Linked DNA regions of Mus musculus: regions 1, 2 and 4 are each linked to region 3. A link is a loop called in an ENCODE intact Hi-C map of the cell type or tissue named here. Cell type or tissue: left cerebral cortex. All regions are shown on one strand.

Region 1 (5,000 bases), 400 kb before region 3:
TTGAAGCTGTAAAAAGCACTGAACATTGAGCTCTACCTTTGGCACTTTCTTGTTGAGTGTCCTTGATATTGCATAAAATATTGTGAAAGAAATAATCAGTGTTTCTGAAAAGACATTCGGCTTTTATACATATGGAATGATTGCAACTTGAACTCTTACTGGGGTCACACTATAAATAATGCCTTGAAAGGGCTTCGGGAGAACAATTTCTCATTTTCTTAATCAACTTGATGCAAAGTCCATCTTCTGCCTCTGACTTATGCTGCCAACATTCTCCTAAGTACTGACAGGCATTCTCCCTACAGCTGTCCCTGGCTCATGCTTTAGTTGGGCTGCACTGTGGACGTATCTCAACTCTCAGTCACCTCTACTCTGCTTGGCTGACTCCAATCTTCCAATAACTCTTACAGTCGATATGGGAATGCTGACAGTAGCCAAGGGAACCCCTTGGCTTCTAGACATAGCCTCCTTCTTCCTTCTGCAGGCCAGTACCAACCCTTTTCTTATTTTATAACCAGAATCAGCTAGTGACTGTTGGTTTTAGTTGCATAAAGAGTACATGGTGAAGGGACATCCTAGAATTTTTCTGGTGATTCTTAGAAGAATTATTCTTCACTTAGATATAAGAGCACTGCATCATGGAATTTGAAACATGAGCTTGTGAATAAAAAAATAAAACTAAAATAAAAGAACAACTCCTACCTTTTGGTTCTTAGCTTAGTATTCTGGCTTTGAAAAAAACATGATAAATTAGTGAATGGCATGCTTTTCCAAGACTCATATATGTTCATGAAACAGTTGTACAAGCAAGTCTACTATAATTGTGGGGCAGCTTCATGATCTCATTTGACAACATAAGTAAATGATAGATAATTCATTCCACCACTGTATTATCATTTCGTCTTTCTCTAGTAATGAGATGGGCCCTCTGAATCTTTCTTAAATGATGTCCCTTAGTCAAAAGCATTATTTAGGAGGTCCCACCATCCTTAGCGCTGTCACTGCATAGGTAGCAGGGCAAGAGGAAATTACAGGGAAAGAAGACACGTTCTTTCATCATTTTTCTTACATTGGTGATACAATTCTAATACAGTCTCTGTCACTGAGTACCAAGCAAGGCCTGAGAGTGATGTCACCATAGTGATGTCATACTGGCCTCTGTTGTTACTGAAGATGGGTACTCACCAGCAGTAGCAGCCACATCAGCCTTGGTGATATGCTTTCTAAAGTCATATATAACAAACATGCTTTCCCAAGACCCAAATATCTTCATGAACCAATTGTACAAGCACAGAGTAAGTAGTTAATGAGACTAGCTAACTGGCATCTGAAGGGTTGGCCATATGGAACAGCCTACTTGACTACTGACAGTCTCTTTCTCAGTTGATGCCTAGCAGTATTGTTCATCTGAGACAAAAATCAGCTGACTCTGCCTACTCTTAGATATCTATCTTAAAACTCATCTTCAGACCTCCTTTACTTGGTTTCCAAAAGTGCCTTTAAGTTCTTCACTTTTGCCAGTTAAATCCTTGCCATTGCATTAATGTAGACCTCTTCTTATGAGAATCTATCTGTCTGCCCGGTCAAATGAGCAGTCAGGCAAAGCCATGCACCCTGAGGCTTGCTGCCTTCCTCAGTGGCAGCCTTGGGTGTTGATCTTGACCGTACTGACCTTGATAATGAAAGCAGAGAAACCTCTGTTACCATTTGAGTCTAAACACGACAAACATCTATCATAACCCCTTTACTAAGCCTTTTCTGCTTTCTGAAGGACAAAAACATCACCTTTTCTATAAAACATAAGCAACATTCTTTTTTAAAAAAACAGTTTAACAATTAAAAAATTTTTCTCCGAACACCACACAGACACACACACAAAAAGAAAAAGAAGCTAGGCACATATTGACATACTTAGGGAAAATGGTACGGAAGTCCTCACTGCCATAAAACAAAGCAAAAACAATTGGTCCTGTAATCCCAATTGTAAAGATGTAAAAAGTGCAATGCAGAAGGAGTTTTGTGAAACTTTCACCTTGTGGCACTGCAACAGAATGGAGAAACACACAAACCCCTGCCCACGACATGTGTGAGGAACTCAGGTGTGTGGAGTAGAGCAGGAGAATGTTGCTTATCTGAAGGAAACTGGAGATCCCTCTGGTGGGTTGTGGGTGTGTGACCCCTGAACAATGGCTACAGAGCAGGAACCAGAGGCAAATGGGTTGGAGCCCTTCAAGATAGGGGCCGGCCGGTCATGTCATTTCCTCTTAAGCCTTTTTTTTTTTGTAGTGCATTATCACCAGTAGGGTGTAGGAGTACCTAACTGAGGATGGTGTAACACTGCTTGGGAAATTGAAATGTCATGCTAATAGTGGTCAGCCAGATCAGACGTGTGTTTTAAAACCACTGTATACTCCAGAGATTTTTCTTGGCCTCTACAGTCTTTGTGCTACAGATATTTTGTAGATAAAAAAAAAATTCTTCTTGGATTAAACACCCACAAGGATTGAACAGGAGTTTTTATTGTCCAGCATGTGATCTAAAGCAAGTTGTAGAGCCTGTTTATGAAAGAGTAATAGTAAATGTTGTCTGAACCTAATTCCAACTTCCAAATTCAAATGTTCTCTGAGGGTGTGTCTGGGAGCACTGACTATGATGGAAATGCACAGTATGACATTCTGAAGGAATTAATGAAATGTGAGGTTTTAAAAAGACTCAGTCATAATTTATACTAGCCTACATTTAACTTCTAGAGTTGAAAATAACATGGGTTCCAGCAGGGGTCACTATTCTCACAAATCTGGTGAGCTTCCATGTTTGGACTGTGAACAGATCTGCTCTTTCTTTAGCTTCACTGACTCTAATAACTCCCTGTTCCCATATTTTCTTCAATGGACATGGGAAAACCCATGAAAGCTGTTGTCTTCTCTTGCTCTCTGATTGTGTTTATTTACTCACTCTTTTTAACTTTGGAAAACTATGATGACTATATTTCTTCTACATTTAAGAAATGCCTTTTAAAAACACAAAGCCTAATTCTAACTTGACATTTTTTTCTTCTAAAATGTACCCTCAAATGTGTTCACACCCTCTGAGACACAGAAAACCTACTGTCCCTGAGAAATCTATAATTCTGCAGTCTTGTTGATGCCTTATAACTCCTTATAGAAAAAAGTCTACATATATGAAATGAAACCAGAAACAGAAATGGTCATTATGGTGGCTTGAATATGCTTGTCCCATGGGAAGTAGCACTATTAGAAGGTATGGCCTTGCCCCTTTCATCCATTCTGCCCCTTATGTCCAGCCCTTTCTGCTGGGGCAGACTCTTGGCTGGTCTGCTCCAGTGAAGTCACCATATCCTGATCCATCTTAAAGAACATGCTTCACTCAGAGCAGGTGGTAAGGAACCCCCCCCCCCTAGAGTCCCAGAACTGCTGCTGGGAGCCCAGTAGACTCAGGACCCATCACCCACCAAAACCCCCGCCATCCCAAATACCACTCCCCTTCAGTCTCTTCCACTCCTTCTGCTCCGTCCTTTCTGCTGGGGCAGACTCTTAGCTGATCTGCTTCACTAAAGACACAATATCTTGAGTCATCCTAGAGGACCCAGTGCACTCAGAGCATTTGAGGACCCACTAAACTCAGAGCACTTGAGAACCCACTAAACTCAGAGCAGTTGAGGATCCACTGCATGCAGAGTAATTGAGGATCAGCTGCACTCAGAGCAGTTGGACAACACCTTGACTGCTCCACTGAAGACCCAACAGTCTGAAGGCCTCCCAGGAGATCTACTGCAGCCAGGGCAACAGATCAGCAGCTTCTCTGCCCCTGAAAAGAGCCCCCAGTTCGAAGGCCCCACAGGTAGTCTGCTACAGCCAAGGCTGCAGGTCTACCAGGAGACCTGAAGCAACCCAGGAACAAAAGAGGCAGACTCCAGACAGTCACCCAAACTAACAAATACCAGGGATATCCAGAAGGTAAGGGGCAAGCACAAGATCATAAGCAACAGAAACCAATATATGTGAACATTATCAGAACCCAGTTCTTCCACCATTGCAAGCCCTGAATACAACAACACACCTGAAAATCAGGAAGCTGACATAAAATCCTATCTCATGAAGATAATAGAGTCCTTTAAGGAGGATACCAATAACTCACTGAAAGAAATACAGGAAAACAAAGGTAAACAGGGGAAGGAACTGAATAAAGCGACCCAAGACCTAAAAATGGAAGTAGAAACAAAAATAAAACACACACACACACACACACATACACACACACACACACACACAAATGGAGGCAAACCTGGAAATGGAAAACCTAGGGAGGAGGTCAGGAATTACAGATGTAAGTATCACTAACAGAATACAAGAGAGAAGAGAGAATTTCAAGTGTCGAAGATACAGGAGAAGAGATTGTCTCAACTGTCAAGAACAATTCAAAACATAAAAAAAAAAAAATCCTAGCCCATAGCATCCAGGACATTAAGGACACAATGAAGAGACCAAATCTAAGAATAATCAGAATAGAGGAGAAGCAAGATTCACAGCTCAAAGGACTTGAAAATATCTTCAACAAAATCATAGAAGAAAAATTCCCCAACCTAAAAAAAGAGATGGCCATAAAGGTACAAGAAGCCTATAGAATACCAAATAAATTAGACCAGAAAAGTAAATCATCTTGTCACATAATAATCAAAACACTAAACTCAGAGAACAAAGAAAGAATATTAAAGCTGCAGGGAAAAGGGCCAAGTAACATACAAAGGTAGACCTGTCAGAATTACACCAGACTTCTCAAACAGAGACTATGAAAGCCAGAAAAGCCTGGTCAGAGATCATGCAGACTCTAAGAGGACACAAATGCCAGCCCAGGCTACTGTACCCAACAAAACTCTCAATCAACATAAATGGGGAAACCAAAATATTCTAAGACAAAACCAAATTCAAGCCGTATCTATCTACCAATCCAGCCCTACAGAGGATCATAGAAGGAAAATG
Region 2 (5,000 bases), 320 kb before region 3:
GTGTTTACAGTTCTGAAAATGTACAGCTTTCTATTAAATTTTCACTTCCTTTTGCCTTGGTTACCTTGGTTTACTCAAGGAACAGGCATAGAGGATTCCTTCATCTTTTGTGTGTGCGTGTGCCTGCTTCTTTTTTCTTGAAGTATGGGAACTCAAACCCAACAAGAAGTAGTCCTATTAAGCATAGGAATCTTAGAAGACTGAGGCAAAACTAGCCTCAGACTGGTGAGTTATGAAGGGAATTAACTTGTGATGGCAAGCATAGCATGCCCATATACTTTCTGCCAGGCCAATGCGCTTCAGTTAGGATTTCTGCAGCGTGACTGGTTTGTGCCACTAACTCCACACTCATGCATAGCACTGTCCTAACAATTGCAAATCCATCCATCCAAGAACGCTTTATCACATTGTTTTGTAATTTAAGATCTTTCTTGGAGTCTGTTATCAGTCATAACAAATCACCTAGCCTGGTGCTTATGGGCCCCGTGCTTTGTAACTTAGACTCATTTTCTTCCCACTTAAATGTTCATGCTCCTGGCCATTCCCTGCTTTTAGCATAGGCTTTATACACTTAATCCCTTTTTCAACAACTGAGGCATCTGTTTCTTGGTCTGATGAGAGCTTGTCCACTTCTCAGCGGAAACACTTATGATTGTGTCTTCTCCCTTAGGCATTTGATGAGTTTCCTTATAGCTATTTGCTACTCACCTCATAAGAGGCTGCACATCAGTGCTGCTGATGGAATTCACATAGAAGGCCATGAGCTAGAGCCTTGCTCAGAAATACAGACGCAAGAGAAGAAAAAAACGACTGAGTACTTTCTGTTCTGTTCTGCTTTGTTTTGTTGAGACAGGGCTTCAATATGTAGCCAAGATTGGACTCACTCCTAATCCTCCTCCCTCCTCCTCCCAAGTCCTGGGTTTGTAGGACTGTGCCACTGCACCAGGCTTAGAAGGCTTTATTGAATTGTTCAAACCGCGTGGTCTGCCACTAGGGATTCAAAAGCTCTGATAGCAGCCCATCTTCTTTTCAAGTCCTGGTAAACCAACTCAGCAGCAGGGGACATTGCCCACATGGGCTGAAGGACTAGGAGCTAGATGGGAAAGATTGTTACTTAGAACCAAGGCCAGATTTAGCAGGCCAGTGAGCCTTTGGAAAGCAATGTGAACTGCATTGGCTTTGGAGTCAGGCCTGGATTCAAATATAAGTCCAAGCGTACATCAGTAGTTGCCTTGTATTTCCCATTGCCTTCTATTTAAAACAGGAACCATCGCCGCATGGACTATTTATTGTAGAAGGCTTTGTGGGTCTCAACTCACAGCTGCTCAATGACTAGTTACAGCAGCTTGTTTTCCATCAGAGGTTAACAGCTAAATGATAAATCCTAAGCCATAAAATGTTTCTAGGTAGGCAGTTTCTTATGCTGAATTTCCTGAAATTCTTCAAGTACCAACTTATCAGATCTTTGAGAGTTGATTTGATTTCTGAGGAGAATCTTTAATAAAATTAAACTGTTTTCTTAACTGATGGCCACAGAGAGAGTCACCGATCCTTGCATGGTACACAGAATCCCAAGGAAAGACTCAAGTATTTTGATAACATCACACAAACTGATTTAAACACTGTAGGCAGTGAGGTAATGGAAATTGAATCACACTTAAAAGCACATATAACCTCAAGAAAAATATAAAACGTGTAATACAGTGTGACATATAAATAATAAATGTGGCAACAATGATCACTTCAAGATTTACCATTGTCTCATATCCACATTTCACGAATACACAGGGGTGTGTGTGTGAGAGTGCACACACACGTGCAAACACACATACGCACACACACACCTGGGCCCTTGTGAGGTGTTGTTTTGGCCTTTGATTTGGTGAACTATTAGAAAAGAACTTTCTCACAGCAGTATGATTGAGGTTGGCACTGAGCTTCAAAGCCTTCTTAGGCACAGGGTCAGCTGGGAGGAGTGGGAAGGCTGTGTAAGTTTGCAGGAAGAAAGTTGGATGCTATTTTCATACTCAAAGAGCTCTTCACAAAGAAGCATTCTTAGGTGTCTTGCTTGCTTGGACTACAGAACATGTTCAAGAATCAACATGTGTGGCTGGTGAGAAGTCTCAGCAGTTAAGAGCACAGACTGTTCTCGCAGAGACTCCAGTTCTACGGCAGCTCACAACTGTCTGTAACTCTAATCTCAGGGGATCTGACTCTCTTCTAGGTACCAGACTTATGTCTAGATGCACAGAAATACATACAGGCAAAACATCTATACACATAAAACAAGTATTTTTAAAGGATCAACATGTATTACAATTTCCTGTATTGTAAATCTTTCCATTTCAAAACCCAGGTCTGGGTCTGAAAAACGTGTGTCTTTCACCTACTCACAGACAGGTATCTGGAGCTCTCTGTCAAATCTGAATAAAATCCTGGCACATGTAAGAAAAGTCCATGACTGCAGAGACCATTTTAGCCTGAATATCCTCAAGCCCCATCGGCAGAGGGCGCCAGATTCTCTGCAGTAGCCTTCTATCCAACTCCTTTCCATTCATATCGATCAAAACCAACCTCCAATCTCCAGAGAAAAGTCACCACTGGCTTGGAATCCGGCTTCTGGATGTGAGGAGGGAGGGGAGAGGGGTATACCAAGAAGACTGGCTGTGTGCAATGCTGGGGAACCTGAGGATTGTCTCCCATCCTCAGCCCATTGTGCATCCATCAGGGTAGCCCGACACTGGTGCAGTCTCTAAGACAAACTCTTGACCATCCATGGAGAGGAGAGGAGGGTCAGGCCTGGATCTGACAATCACAGTATGGTGCCAGACCTTTCTCCTCTGGTGTCAGCTTCTTTCTTAGACCAAAGGTTAAGAGTAGATGACTCCTCATAAAGATGATCCAGTGTGACCTCGAATAGAGCAGAATTAGCTTACACTTGGGGCTAGGGAGATAGTCCAGTGGCTAAAGTGCTTGCTGTGCAAATAGGACACTAGAATTGAGATCCTGAGCACCCATGTAAAACCCCAGGTGTCACAGTGTGCCTGTACCTCAGTGCTGGGAAGAGGAAGTCAGAAGCCCAGGGGCTTGCTGGCAAGTCAGTCTAGCCACATTCACCAGCCCCAGGTTCAGTGAAAGACCCTTTGTCACAATAGGAGGAGAGTAATAGAATAAAACATCTGACATGGACTTTTGGCCTCCACCTGCAGTCACGGGCACACACCCACACACACAGGCATGTACACACACATACTCTCCAACACACACTCACATAAAGAAAGTAATATGCTTGTGTCTGGAGTTCCATTATGACGGAAGCCAGAGACTAACATTTTCTTCTCTGCCCTGCTAACTAGGATGGATAGCTACAAATTTCTTCTCTCCCAGAGCCCATCAAGGCCTAACACTTGTCACTCAGGATTGGGCTAGAGATCACTTAAAATAATAGCAACATCGGTTGACTGAACTGAGAAAGATAAAAGCAAGCAAATAACATTGCATTTAATCATAATTATTTAGCACAGTGTGCTTGAAATGTATGTGAATGCATGCTCCATTTAGATATAATCAACTTTGTACACTGCAATAGTTGCTTATCAAACAAATCAATTTAATATTCATATTCTGTTTGTCTGGTGCCATTAATCACACTAAATGAAAAAATTGATATGTTTGAGGCACAATATTTTCAGGTCAAAGTTACCTTAGCTGATTTGCACAGAACTAAACTAAAATGCTGGATTCACTTAAAGCTGAGCTAGGTCTGGAGGGACTTCTTAGATCCTTTGCTCTCTGAGTTAATTTTTTACTGAAATGGACCTCCAAAAGGCCCTGTTTATGTTAGCCTATAGGCTTCAGGCTTTTCTTTAGGAGTGGGGAGAGAGGAAAGTGCTGAAGTGTGTGTGTGTGTGTGTGTGTGTGTGTGTGTGCCCTTGGGTAGCATCTTCAACTGCTCTGGACCTAATTTACTTGAGTCAGGGTCCTTCATGAAACCTGAAGGTTGCCCCTTTGGCTGTGGGTTCTCAGGAATCCACTCATCTCTGCATCCCCGCCCCCCCCTCCCCCCAATCCTAAGGCTGGGCTCAGCCTAAGCATCTGCATCTGTAAAGCAAGGAACTGAGAGAGTTCTGCTGAGGTCCCTTGGGGCATGAATTTTGCATTGACAATCCATTGTAGGACAGGATGGAATAATGGTTCTTTTGTCATTCTCTTGGGGCGGTTACTGACGATGGGAATCACACAGACAGATGCAGGCATCTCATGGAATGAGGTCTAACTGAATAATGGCTATGTTTTGAGGCGCTTGTTTCCTTAAAGGGTAAGAATATGATCTTTCTTGATGTTTTGTTTTGAGAAACAAGCGTTTCGATATTTGGGTACTCGGGGATAGAAAAGTGCAATACTGGACGCATTTTTAAATTTAGAAGTGCTTGGTGCACTTCCGAGTGCACTGGGGCAAAGTACTTAGGTCTGGTGGTGTCTTAGGGTAGAGCTGCGAGGCGTGGCGTTGGGATCAAAACAGGTTTGACTGCTAAACTGGCACTGGAGCAGCGCAGCCTTCAGGGGAGGGCCCCGGGGCAGGTGACAGGAGATCACCTGCGGGGCTGGCGCCACGCTGCAGCACCGGACGAGCCGCGCCTGCTCCCACGTGGACAGAGATCAGGTGATGTCTCAGTCCAGGTGGCTCTGGGGATGTGGGGCAGGAGAGGGAGATACAAGCTCACTTAGCTTTCATACTTGGTGGTCTGGATCTTGCTGGGGAGGTGGAGCCGTGTGTGAATAGGTTGCCGGGTGGGAGTGCGAGCTGTGGCCCAGCACTTCGGATCCCTTTGGTTGTGCTTGGAACCCAATGCTGTTGGGCAGGGGTAGCCCCTGGCGGTGCCAACACTGAGGGTTGTGCTCCGTAGCCGCGGGTCCCTTGGCTCCACTTTCAGGGAGCGAGCCGCGAACTCGTGAGCAGTTCTGGGAGGAGGGGGGTGGATTAGGAGGGGTGCAGGGGG
Region 3 (5,000 bases):
ATCAAGTCTTCTAAAAATGAAAACCACAAGCACTTCTCAAGCCTGAGCAACTACTTCCCATAAACAAACAAACAAACAAAAAACAAAAACAAAAACAAAACAAACAAGAAAACCTTCATCACCATTCCCCTCTGGGAACCTAGCCTTCCACAATTTGCAACCAGAAAATTGATCCTCTAATGTGACCAGAACCAGAATACAGTAAACGCTGCCACTGGCTTCATTAAACTGGTTCCTTCTTCCTTGTGGGAGTTCAAGGATAATGAATGGGTCCAGATGCAGTTGCTATCTTTCTTGGTATTTAGTTTAATTCACATTTTTCAAAGATGTAAACTACATAAGTAACATGTCTCTTGTACCAGTACCAGTTTGTTGTTTTTAACCTGAATATAAAACTTAATTTTTCTTTCTCCAGTGTCATGAGAATGGAACTGAAATTAGCACATCCTAACTAACACACATACAGGTCGGATTCTACCTTTAGACATTTTCTTTTGCCACAGAGGAACTTCAAATGACCTCTTGTTGGAGTGGAAGCATGGGACGTCATTCCAGAGCCTCATGTGAAGGGAAGCAGTGTTCGTGGATCTGACCTACTGGTTTCAAATTAAGAGTCATGCTTGACTTGCCGTTTCTCTTCTATGACAAGCGTCTGCCTTTTCTACAAATAGGGTATCAGAGGGCTGGCCTTGGAATGGATGTTCTTCGTGCCATGGCAGCGTGTAAGTACCCAAAGCAGATTCTCAGAGTTGGAAAGGGTCTTAGACGTCATCAGAGGCAACCCACCCCCACCCCCCCAGTCTTCCATTACACTCAATTTCACTTGCTGAGGCTTCAAGTTTTTGTGTTCAACCAAGGTCTGAAAATATTAAATGAAAAAAATCTTTCAAAGTAGAAATATGTAAGTTCAAATAATTTTTCCACAATATTTTATTGTAATGAATTGTAATAACTATCTCTTGCTCTGATTTATAATTATAAATCTCTTGCTGTGATATGTAATGTACACACACACACACACACACACACACACTGGGTGGGGGGGGGCATGTAAGGTTCGGTACTGCAGTGCTTTTTTAAAAAATACATTCCCTGTGGGTGAGAGAGATTATTGTCTAGCTGTCTCATCACAGGCCCCTCATAAGACCATAGCTTTTACAGTAGCAGCAGTTCTTAGACCTAGCCAACCAAGGGTTCCCAAGGTGTCACTCAACACTGCAGGACAGTGATCCCCTCCTATGTGAACGTAAGGAATATCTGGAATGGCAAGACAGAAGTTGCCATTTTCTTTTCAGCTGTGAACTGGAATTTTATCATCTCCTGGGTATCTTACACTTCTCAGAAAGAAAGTCCTGGTGAACATTTACATGCGTCTTTAACACAACTGAGGACTATTAAGCTAGGCGCAACAGTACAGCTCTGAAAACCCTTCACCTGGGAGGTAGAGGCAGGAATGTTGTACAGCCAAGGCCAGCCTGGTCTATGTAAAAATCTCCAGATCTGCTAGGGCTATATGGTGACCCATACAGCAGCAAAACTTGAAAAACTGAGTTCCTTGAAGCAAATAAAAGGAGCAGAAATAATACCTGTGTGCCCTGGAGAATACGACACCTACAGGTTAAATCAACAACTGCACTAGAGCCCAAGATTCTGAATCTATATAACTACTTCTACCCCTCTGCTGCCACGCCCAGGAGCCCTCCTCCTCAAACTGTTTTATATTTTCACAAGTACCTATTATATTTACTACCAATTCTTTGTTCTCTAGCATGTAAAATGGGCATATATGAATAATCAGTATAAGACAATGCAGTTAGAGCAAATCAGCCCTGCATAGCACAAAATAGTTAATTAACACATTCCTGTTCAATGAAAAGCTGACCACAGACCGTCCCCTAAGGTGTAACTCACTGCAAGATACCAGTATGGGCACAAGGTGTGACAGAAGCTAATAACTGCTTACTGAACATCCATTCTCTCTTTCAGTCTTAGACACCCTACTAACTTTGTCGGTGTCGGAATATTATCCAATTGAAAGTCTGTATCTTGACAGCCTCCCTTGAGTCTGTAAGTGACCATGTAATGAAGAATACAAACAAGCAATCTTTTGAAGGATGTAGTGAATGGTAGAAATAAATGTTAAACTCGTGGAGACTGCGTTTTGCTGCTACAGCTTTCTGAGCCAGAATCTTAAGCACCCCAAACAGTCTGAGTAGCTCACTGAGACTTCCTGTGCACCTGGTTCAATGCTGGAGCATCAGCAGTATTTTGCATATGACCAGCTACCCAGGTCACAGCAGCCAATCAGAAACAGAATTTCGGTTCCTTTCTGAAGCTTCTATCCTTCTCTAGCCTTGAGTTTCCTGAGATTTCTGAAGACAGATAAAATAAGGTTTCAGACATAAACTGCAGACAAAGGGCCAGCTGTGCGGTTGTCCAGCGGTGTGATCCTGAACAAACCAAAACACTGAAGTATCCGATGCCCGCAGACAGGGGCGGGGCCTGGCCGCGGCCGCGCGTGACCCTGCGGCGCCGAAAGGAGGCCCCCCCGCCCGGAGCCGGGGTTACCTGACATCGCTGCCTCCTCGTCGTGCACCGCGCTCGCTGGCAGTGTAGCCAGGGGCTGCAGCCAGAGCACCAGCCACCACAACCTAGGCAGCATCGCGGCCAGAGCGGCGGAAGTGGCGCAGCGGACCAAGAGCGGGAAAGCGGAGGGAGGGGATTGCAGGGGCGGAGCCGGCTGCGGCCCCGCCCTTCCGCGGTCCGCCGAGCGGCTCTCCCAGTGGCCTCCAGGGGGCGATCACCTGCCTTCCCGATTCTTGCTCCTGGGCCAGCTTGCAGAGTTGGCGGGCAGTTTAAAACACGCCGGAGCCCCGCGCAGGGTTCTCAGAGCACTGGTGCGGGCCACTCAGAAAGGCAGGCTCTTCACATGCACCCTCTCAGAAATAAGACCAGCAAGCCCCACTTAGACAAAAGCCTGACTTGTTTGTTTGTTTGTCCCTCCTTTCACCTCTTCCTTTTTTTTTTTTTAAGCAACAAGTTGAGAAATTTGGTGCTTAAATAATTTGTGTCTAAGCTCATGAACACAGTATCTTTCAAAAAAAAAAAAAAAACCCAAAAGGGTTATATAAGTTCACTATTAATAAAGTGTTACTTTAATAGAGATCTGGAGGCTGGAGAGATGGTCCAGTGCTTAGGAACACTTATCGCTCTTCCAGAGAACCCATGTTTCCCAGCGTGCACATGGCAGCAGCCCCAAACATATGTAACTACAGTTTCATGGAATCAACTGCCCTCTTCTGAATTCTGCAGACATATGGTACACAGACATACACACAAGCTAAACACCCATACACTTAAATTAAAAAATAAGCCTTCTTTTAAAAATGAGATTGTATTTTTAAAAATTCAAAGATATAGTGAGTGTTCTAAACATAACCAACCTGGCAGAGATGATAGCTCTCTAAAGTCAGCCTATTGAGACAGAAGACTCCAAGAAACTGGAATGCTGCACAGTAAACCACTCTGGGGAGCAGAGAAAGCCACCACCAACCACAAGAGAATAGTCTGTCCTAGAAAGAGACTCACAGTTTCTGAGCCCTATGGTTTATTGATGATCAGGATAATTCTGTGTTAAGAGCAAGCCTTCTTTGGTCTCTGGAAACCTTTCAGTGTGACTTACTATTTCATACTTGAAGTAGGGCAGAAGAGTGTGGTGGTAGTGGACTGTAATCCCACCATTTGAGAAACAGAGTTAATGATGGGTAAGGTGAGCCTAAGTGGCATAGGGGATCCAAGGCTAGTCTGGCTACATGAGACCTAATTTAACCTTCCTCTGATCCCCATCCCTGCCCCACCACACACACAAAGCTAGAGTAAGAAGTTGTGTTCTTTTCTCTAATTCCAGTCTTCCACTAACAGCACTAAGCTCGATATAATAGAAATCTTTTTTTTTTAATAACTCAGCTTCAATTTTTTTTAATGGTCTAAATAGGAAAGAATGTCTCTGAGTTATCTAAAGGAGGCTTTCACCAAATGCCCCGTATATGTGTATACCTAGTATGTGGCTGTAAAAGCTCAGAGTTTTTTTTTTTAAGGAAATTATTAGGGGCTGATTTTTAAAAATAAACCTTCATTATTGGAATCTGTCCTTTATCATTTTTTTTCCCTGGATCCCCTTGGTATGCCTCTTGCAAAGCAACTTTTTGCTCCAATTCTGTTCAAACTGGTTTGGTTAATTTGGGATAATGCTAAGGAAAGCAACTGAAAGAAACATATCACCAAATGACTAATGTACTTTCTTAAAGCTGTCTTCAATAGATAGAGAACAAGCAGAGACATATGTTTGCAGCGCTGATCAAAAAACAAAACAAAACAAAACAAAATTAAACCATCTAATTACTAAATTGGTAGATGAATTGAATAGGTTGTTTTCAAAGGTAAAAATACAAATGGTCAATAAATATTTAATATCCTTAGGTATGGTGGCTATTTTTGGTCATCAACTTGACTACATCTGGAATTAATTTAAACTCAAATGGCTGTGTACACCTTTGAGGAATTTTTCTTTTCATCATTTGAAGTGGGAAGACATACTTTTACTCCAGATCTTTCTTTGTCCTATATAAAGGACATGGAAGAAGGAAGCTTGCTCTTTTTTGTCGCGTCCGCTCTCGACCAGCAAGAACGACACGACCACCAGTCCTTCTAACGGCAGTTTATTCAGCAAACTTCCGTCTTCATCTCTCTCGCTTCAACTTTTTCTTCATCTATCTCCCACGAACCCCGGGCCTCTCACTCTTATATACTCTCAGTCCTCATCCACTCACAGCAGGCCATGTCACCTCACCAAGGCACGCAGCTTCAGCCAATCAGGGCGGCAGGGGCATGTCTCCACCAAATATGGACTTGTTTAAACCACCAGCATCATGGCGCACCTGTGCAGCTCTCACGACGGTTGTGGCTTATTTTCAGGTGTATGAGGAAGTCAGGTGCAAGTC
Region 4 (5,000 bases), 330 kb after region 3:
AGCCTCAGCAGCTGGAAAGGCATGACGTCGTTGGCTGTCCATTTCCAGAGGTCAGCGTCTCACACTCTATCTTCTGGCTCTGACGTTCTTTCTACCCTCTCTTCTGAGATTCTCCCACTTTTCTGCAATGAATGGATATGTGTAGTTGTTCAAATTGTTAAGAATAAGTGATGGCATTCCCTTCTCCCAAGGCATTAAGGAAGACGGGGCAAAAGATTCTAAGAGCCAGAAGCAGTAATAACTATAGTGAAATTGTGTTTTCAGAACACAACAGGGCAGTTACATATATGAACTGACAGCGGGTATGACACCATGAACCTAGATCAAGCCAGACAAAACCTCAAAACAAAACGAAACAAAACAAGCAAACAAACAAAAAGCCCTTTAAAGTGCGTTCTGATCTAATCTCTCTAGTACCCCTGTCATCTTCCTTCTCCCTACAAATTCCGTCCCCACATTCATTTGGGATTGTTTTGTTTTTGTTGTAGCTGTGGAGTTGTTGGCAGTTGATGGCAGCTGGGAGAGGTAGTTGATTTTCTTAGGGACGCTGTCCCTGCGAGGTTGCCATGGTCCAGTAGATGGCGCTCCGTCTATTCAAACACTGAGGATACTAAGTGGACTCCATGGGGAGTGAGAGAGAAGTGGGAGGAGAAAAGAGAGGGAGGAAGAGAGAAAGGAGGGAAGGAGGGAAGGAGGGAGGGAGGGAGGGAGGGAGGGAGGGAGGGAGAGAGAGAGAGAGAGAGAGAGAGAGAGAGAGAGAGAGAGAGAGAGAGAGAGAGAGAGAGAGAATGTTCAGCACTGAATAGAACATTTGTGTTAATAAGTGTTCTCGGTGGTCTCAGACTCTAAGGTGCACCCAAATCATCTTGAGAATTTGTTACAAAGTGGCTGCCATACTCAGTTCTCCAGAGTTTCTACTTTGGTTGGTTTAGTCTAGAAGGAGCCTCAGAATTTACCTCGCAAGATTCCTGGTGATGTGGCTGATGCTGGCTGAGGACCAAACTTCACTTATTTTAATATAACTGTACCTGGGTCATATTTTAAAACCAGATCATATTTCTCCATCTGTCCTTCCCTGTGTAGTGCTCAATAACTTCCACAGTTTTAATGGAATAATATTTTAATCTGAAAGTCAATAAAGAACTGGGTATTGTGGCCCAGGCCTGAAATCCCAGCTCTTGGGAGGCAGGCATAGGAAAATGACCATACTTTTGCGCCCAGCCTGGGCGACACAACAAGTTCAAGGCAGCCAGAGATACAGAATGAGACTATTCCTCAAAAAGCCAAGAAGTAAAGAGTAAAAGCCAAAAATCAGGGGCTGGAAAGATGGCTCGGGGGTTAAGAACACTGACTGCTCTTCCAGAGGAACCAGGTTTCATTCTGGGGACCACAAGGCTCCTCACAACACCTTGTAACCCCAGTTCTGGTGAATTAACACTCTTCTGCCCACTTCAGGCACTGCACAAACATGTGCAGTCATATGTGCAGGTAAAACACCTATACACATAAAATAAAATGTTTTTTAAAAGAAAGAAAAGGTAAATGTTAAGGACTTAAAAGTAATGTATTAAAAAGATTATTTTAAAAATATTGTCATCATTTCTTATCATTTTTATTTCTATAAAATCTCATTAAAATCTATAGTTAGAATATAAAGAAAAAATATTTAATCTTGTCTGCATTATTAAAATTATAAGTTATTCATAGAAACATGACACACTTATAAAAGTATTGCTTTTGGCTTTCTGTTGTGCATGTTTGGAAATTTACTGTTTAAACCATGAAAAAGCAACAAATGAAAGATTTGAAAATTTTAGTGGCTTGAAAAGTTTTACAACTTAGAGTGTCCATTAAAATACCCTGGTTCAGGGGCACAGCCTGCTGGAAGGGGCACAGCCTGCTGGATGTTCCTGGTATTACAAGTAGAAAAATTCCAGCAGCTATCATTTAGTATAGTTTTATGAAAAATTCTTAACTGCTTTTTAAAAGCACCCTGACCCTGCTCGTAAACTTTAAAGAGTTCAAGGTTTTTCTAGTGTTGTTGTCTTCCTCGTTAGGAGTTTTTGAACAAGTGCTCAACCTTCGGGTAGAAAATGTTTTTAAATTTGTATTTTATTGTTGGTGGTGTTGGTGTTTCTCTGTGTGCAAATGCCCACCATGGCACACGTATAAAGGTCAGAAGACATGGAAGTTTGTGGAGCTGGTTTCTTCCTCCTGCCTTTCACGCAGGTTTCAGTCTTCAGACTTAGGTCAATGGGTTTGCCCTAAAGCAAGCACCTTCATCCACTGGGCCATCTCACCGGCTCTTAAGCAGAACATGTTTTGAGGGAAATGCTAAGGAAAGAATAGTTTTCTGTCCTCTCAAATCATGATAGTTGCTGCAGACTGCAATGACTTAAGATGCTCTTTATCCAGTAGAAGACCATCATTGGAAGTTCAACTATTCCATGTTCCTCACTTGCTGCCTCAGTATTAGTAAGGTTTGACTGTTGAAGCCAGCCAGACCCAACAAGGAGAACTGCATGAGCACGCATGCACACACACACACACACACCACATACACACACAAATTGTCAATAAACACCAGTAAAATGGACCTAGCAACACCTTCACAGTAGCTAATACAGGTGGGAGTTTACTTAGGAGACATTTACTTGCCATATTCATGACCAAGCCATCATTCCAATCACTACGAGTCCATCTGCTGAAGCCTGGTAACTCCACAGTAGGAATTTGGGGCCAGATGTTCCAGTCCAGATGTGTACAGGAGAGATGAACCATGCTTTTGGATGCTTTTAGGTTCCCTGTCAGTCTTGTATGGTGGGTTATCAAAGTCACACTCCATCAACATTCTTAAAAATAGAGCTGTTATATGGCTTGGATGAGGCACAGACAAAGCAGAAAACAATTAAACTCAATGCATTGAGTGATTAATAAGAGATGGGTCCTGTTAATGGTCAAGTGTTAGGGAATAATATGATGAAGAGAGGTTCTTCTGTTTTCTTTCTCCCTTTCTCTCTCTCTCTCTCTCTCTCTCTCTCTCTCTCTTTCTTCCTTTGAACAACACTACATATTCATACAGTAGTGTGGACTGGTTAGCACAGGTCAGACAACCGATCTTCCTTGCTTTAATTAATACGTTGTGGATTCTCCTCTGGCTCAATGAAGTCTATAGGGATGGATAACCTCACCTTCTCTTCCAGGACCAACAGCACAGCATTATTGACTCGTGTTCCTTCTCAAGTCGTCAGTCTGTGAGAGACCTATCATGAGGCCAGCACTGATGAGCATCCTGGGAACTCAAGAAGACTCCTAGAATAATTACTGTGTGAAAAGGGGTTGATTGAATCTGCTTTAACTGTTTTAAGAATTGTTCATCACTTTCTCTTGCTATGAATTGTAAGTGCAGGCATTTACCGGCTACTTCAAAACTAAACCTCTGTTAAGGAGCGAGTGTTATGCAGAGATGTGTAGACAACAACAGTTGTGTAGTCTCCACAACGCAAACATCTTACTCAGCCTCAGTGAGAACTAGGGGATGTGCCATGTTCTTCCAATGCCATCTAGTGGAAGACAGAAGTGATTTTCATCGGAGCTTGTGTGGATAATCTGCCATCCCTCCTTCCAATTTTTAATTCATAAAATATTACTAAATAAATGGTGCACATCGAGTCACCGACTAAAAATCCACTAAAACCAAGAAGGCCAAGTATAAACTGTGTTGAATGCCAAAGACAACGTTATGACAGGTTCTGCTCATTTACAGTATGATGTAACAGCACAGGAGGCTATCACTAACATCACTAAATCATTATAGGACGATGGCACATCTGAGTTATTCAAGAAAGAACATTCTAAGGACAGAATTTTGAATTTTAGTGTAATAACTTCTTACACGCTGATTTCTGTCTTTCCTATCCTCACTCATCCCCTTCTTTGCCTGACGGGATGCCTTTCTTTCACATGTTGCCTGATCTCCTCTGGGAGGTTACCTCATCAGTGTGCTGCATACATACACCATATACTCCAGCACAGCTAACTGGCTCTCTCATGCATCCAGAGCACTTTGTTCTTACATCTCTGTTGTTTTACTAAATCCTACCACAGCATCCAGAGATTATTTGACCAGGTTAAGGTCTGTTCAAGGCTCTTGGATCTGCTTTATGTCCAGACTCCCCCAGTAGTTAACCTATGGCAGAACCCTATCAGAGAGCATCCTACTTCAATTTTTTATTTGCACTAGGTCTCTTGACTAGACTGAAAGCCCCCTGAGAATAGAGGCCAAATTTAGTGATACTTCTAAGAACTCTAGAGAGAGACAGAGACAGAGAGACAGAGAGAGCAGAGAGACAGGCAGACAGAGACAGGCAGAGAGAACTCATGTATGTCTACATGCCTGCTCATGGCTGCATGTGCACCTTTGTGGAGGTCAGAGGTCAGCCTCTGCTGTTGTTTCGCAGGAACTGTGCTTTTTTTGTCTGTTTTGTTTGAGACAGGGTGTCTCACTGCCCTGGGACTCTCCAAGTAGGTTAGTTTGGCTAGCCAGTGAACTCAGGAATTTGCCTGGCTCTGCCTCCCCAGCCCTGGTACTATAGGCACATGCCACCAACTCGGCTTCTTCCATGGGTAGTAGGGATCGAACTCATGATCCCAGGCTTGCATAACAGGCAGTTTGCCATTTAAACTATCTTCCTAGCCTATGTGTAAGTCTTAAAATAGAGCTCTAGTAGATAACTCTGGCTAACTGAAAAGGAAACACTTGTTATCTTTATATTTTTTTACACCCAGTCTTATGTATCGCTTCCTCTTTCCTGCATGCCATACCTATTTCACAGGGCATTGCATTCTTAAGTCTTCATTACTCGCTTTTGCTTGAGTCACCATGGGAAGTAAAGTTCAGAGCAGATGTGGTTTGTAGACAGAACCTTGTTGGAGAGAGAAACTGAAACGGAGTTTATCCACACTGGAAGGTGGTGGGGAGAGGAAGGAGATGAACAGGT

The links. Hi-C counts contacts between places; a loop is a spot of excess contacts. Peaks named below come from ENCODE experiments on the same cell type or tissue, not always from the same donor. Only the 100,000 strongest peaks of a DNase experiment are listed, where the experiment ranks them.
Region 1: it touches region 3 in a loop (2.9-fold over the local background); 11 of 42 quality-filtered maps call a loop at or near these places.
Region 2: it touches region 3 in a loop (2.4-fold over the local background); 21 of 42 quality-filtered maps call a loop at or near these places.
Region 4: a loop joins it to region 3, with 5 times the contacts of the local background. A loop is called at or near these places in 22 of 42 quality-filtered maps.

The regions. Positions count from the first base shown.
Region 1 is chr1:53,030,542-53,035,541 of GRCm38, reverse strand. No RefSeq gene overlaps it. Among named protein-coding and RNA genes, the nearest start is that of Mstn, 29 kb to the left of the region's middle. In left cerebral cortex, a CTCF peak has its summit at 2,778 (motif pointing right); a DNase peak (open chromatin) is centred at 2,776.
Region 2 is chr1:52,952,860-52,957,859 of GRCm38, reverse strand. It overlaps a transcript of 1700019D03Rik not described here. Among named protein-coding and RNA genes, the nearest start is that of 1700019D03Rik, 2.5 kb to the right of the region's middle. In left cerebral cortex, a CTCF peak has its summit at 2,493 (motif pointing right); DNase peaks (open chromatin) are centred at 2,508 and 4,670; H3K4me3 peaks cover 847 bases; H3K27ac peaks cover 838 bases.
Region 3 is chr1:52,628,420-52,633,419 of GRCm38, reverse strand. It overlaps Nemp2 (nuclear envelope integral membrane protein 2), which reads right to left and starts at 2,715. Exons shown (of 9, transcript NM_001142647.1): 1 at 2,569-2,715. The coding sequence starts at 2,662. In left cerebral cortex, CTCF peaks have their summits at 1,623 and 2,786 (motif pointing right); DNase peaks (open chromatin) are centred at 1,645, 2,297 and 2,772; H3K4me3 peaks cover 1,320 bases; H3K27ac peaks cover 486 bases.
Region 4 is chr1:52,298,333-52,303,332 of GRCm38, reverse strand. No RefSeq gene overlaps it. Among named protein-coding and RNA genes, the nearest start is that of Gm31955, 4.8 kb to the left of the region's middle. In left cerebral cortex, CTCF peaks have their summits at 561 (motif pointing right), 1,900 and 3,569 (motif pointing left); DNase peaks (open chromatin) are centred at 576, 1,889 and 3,565.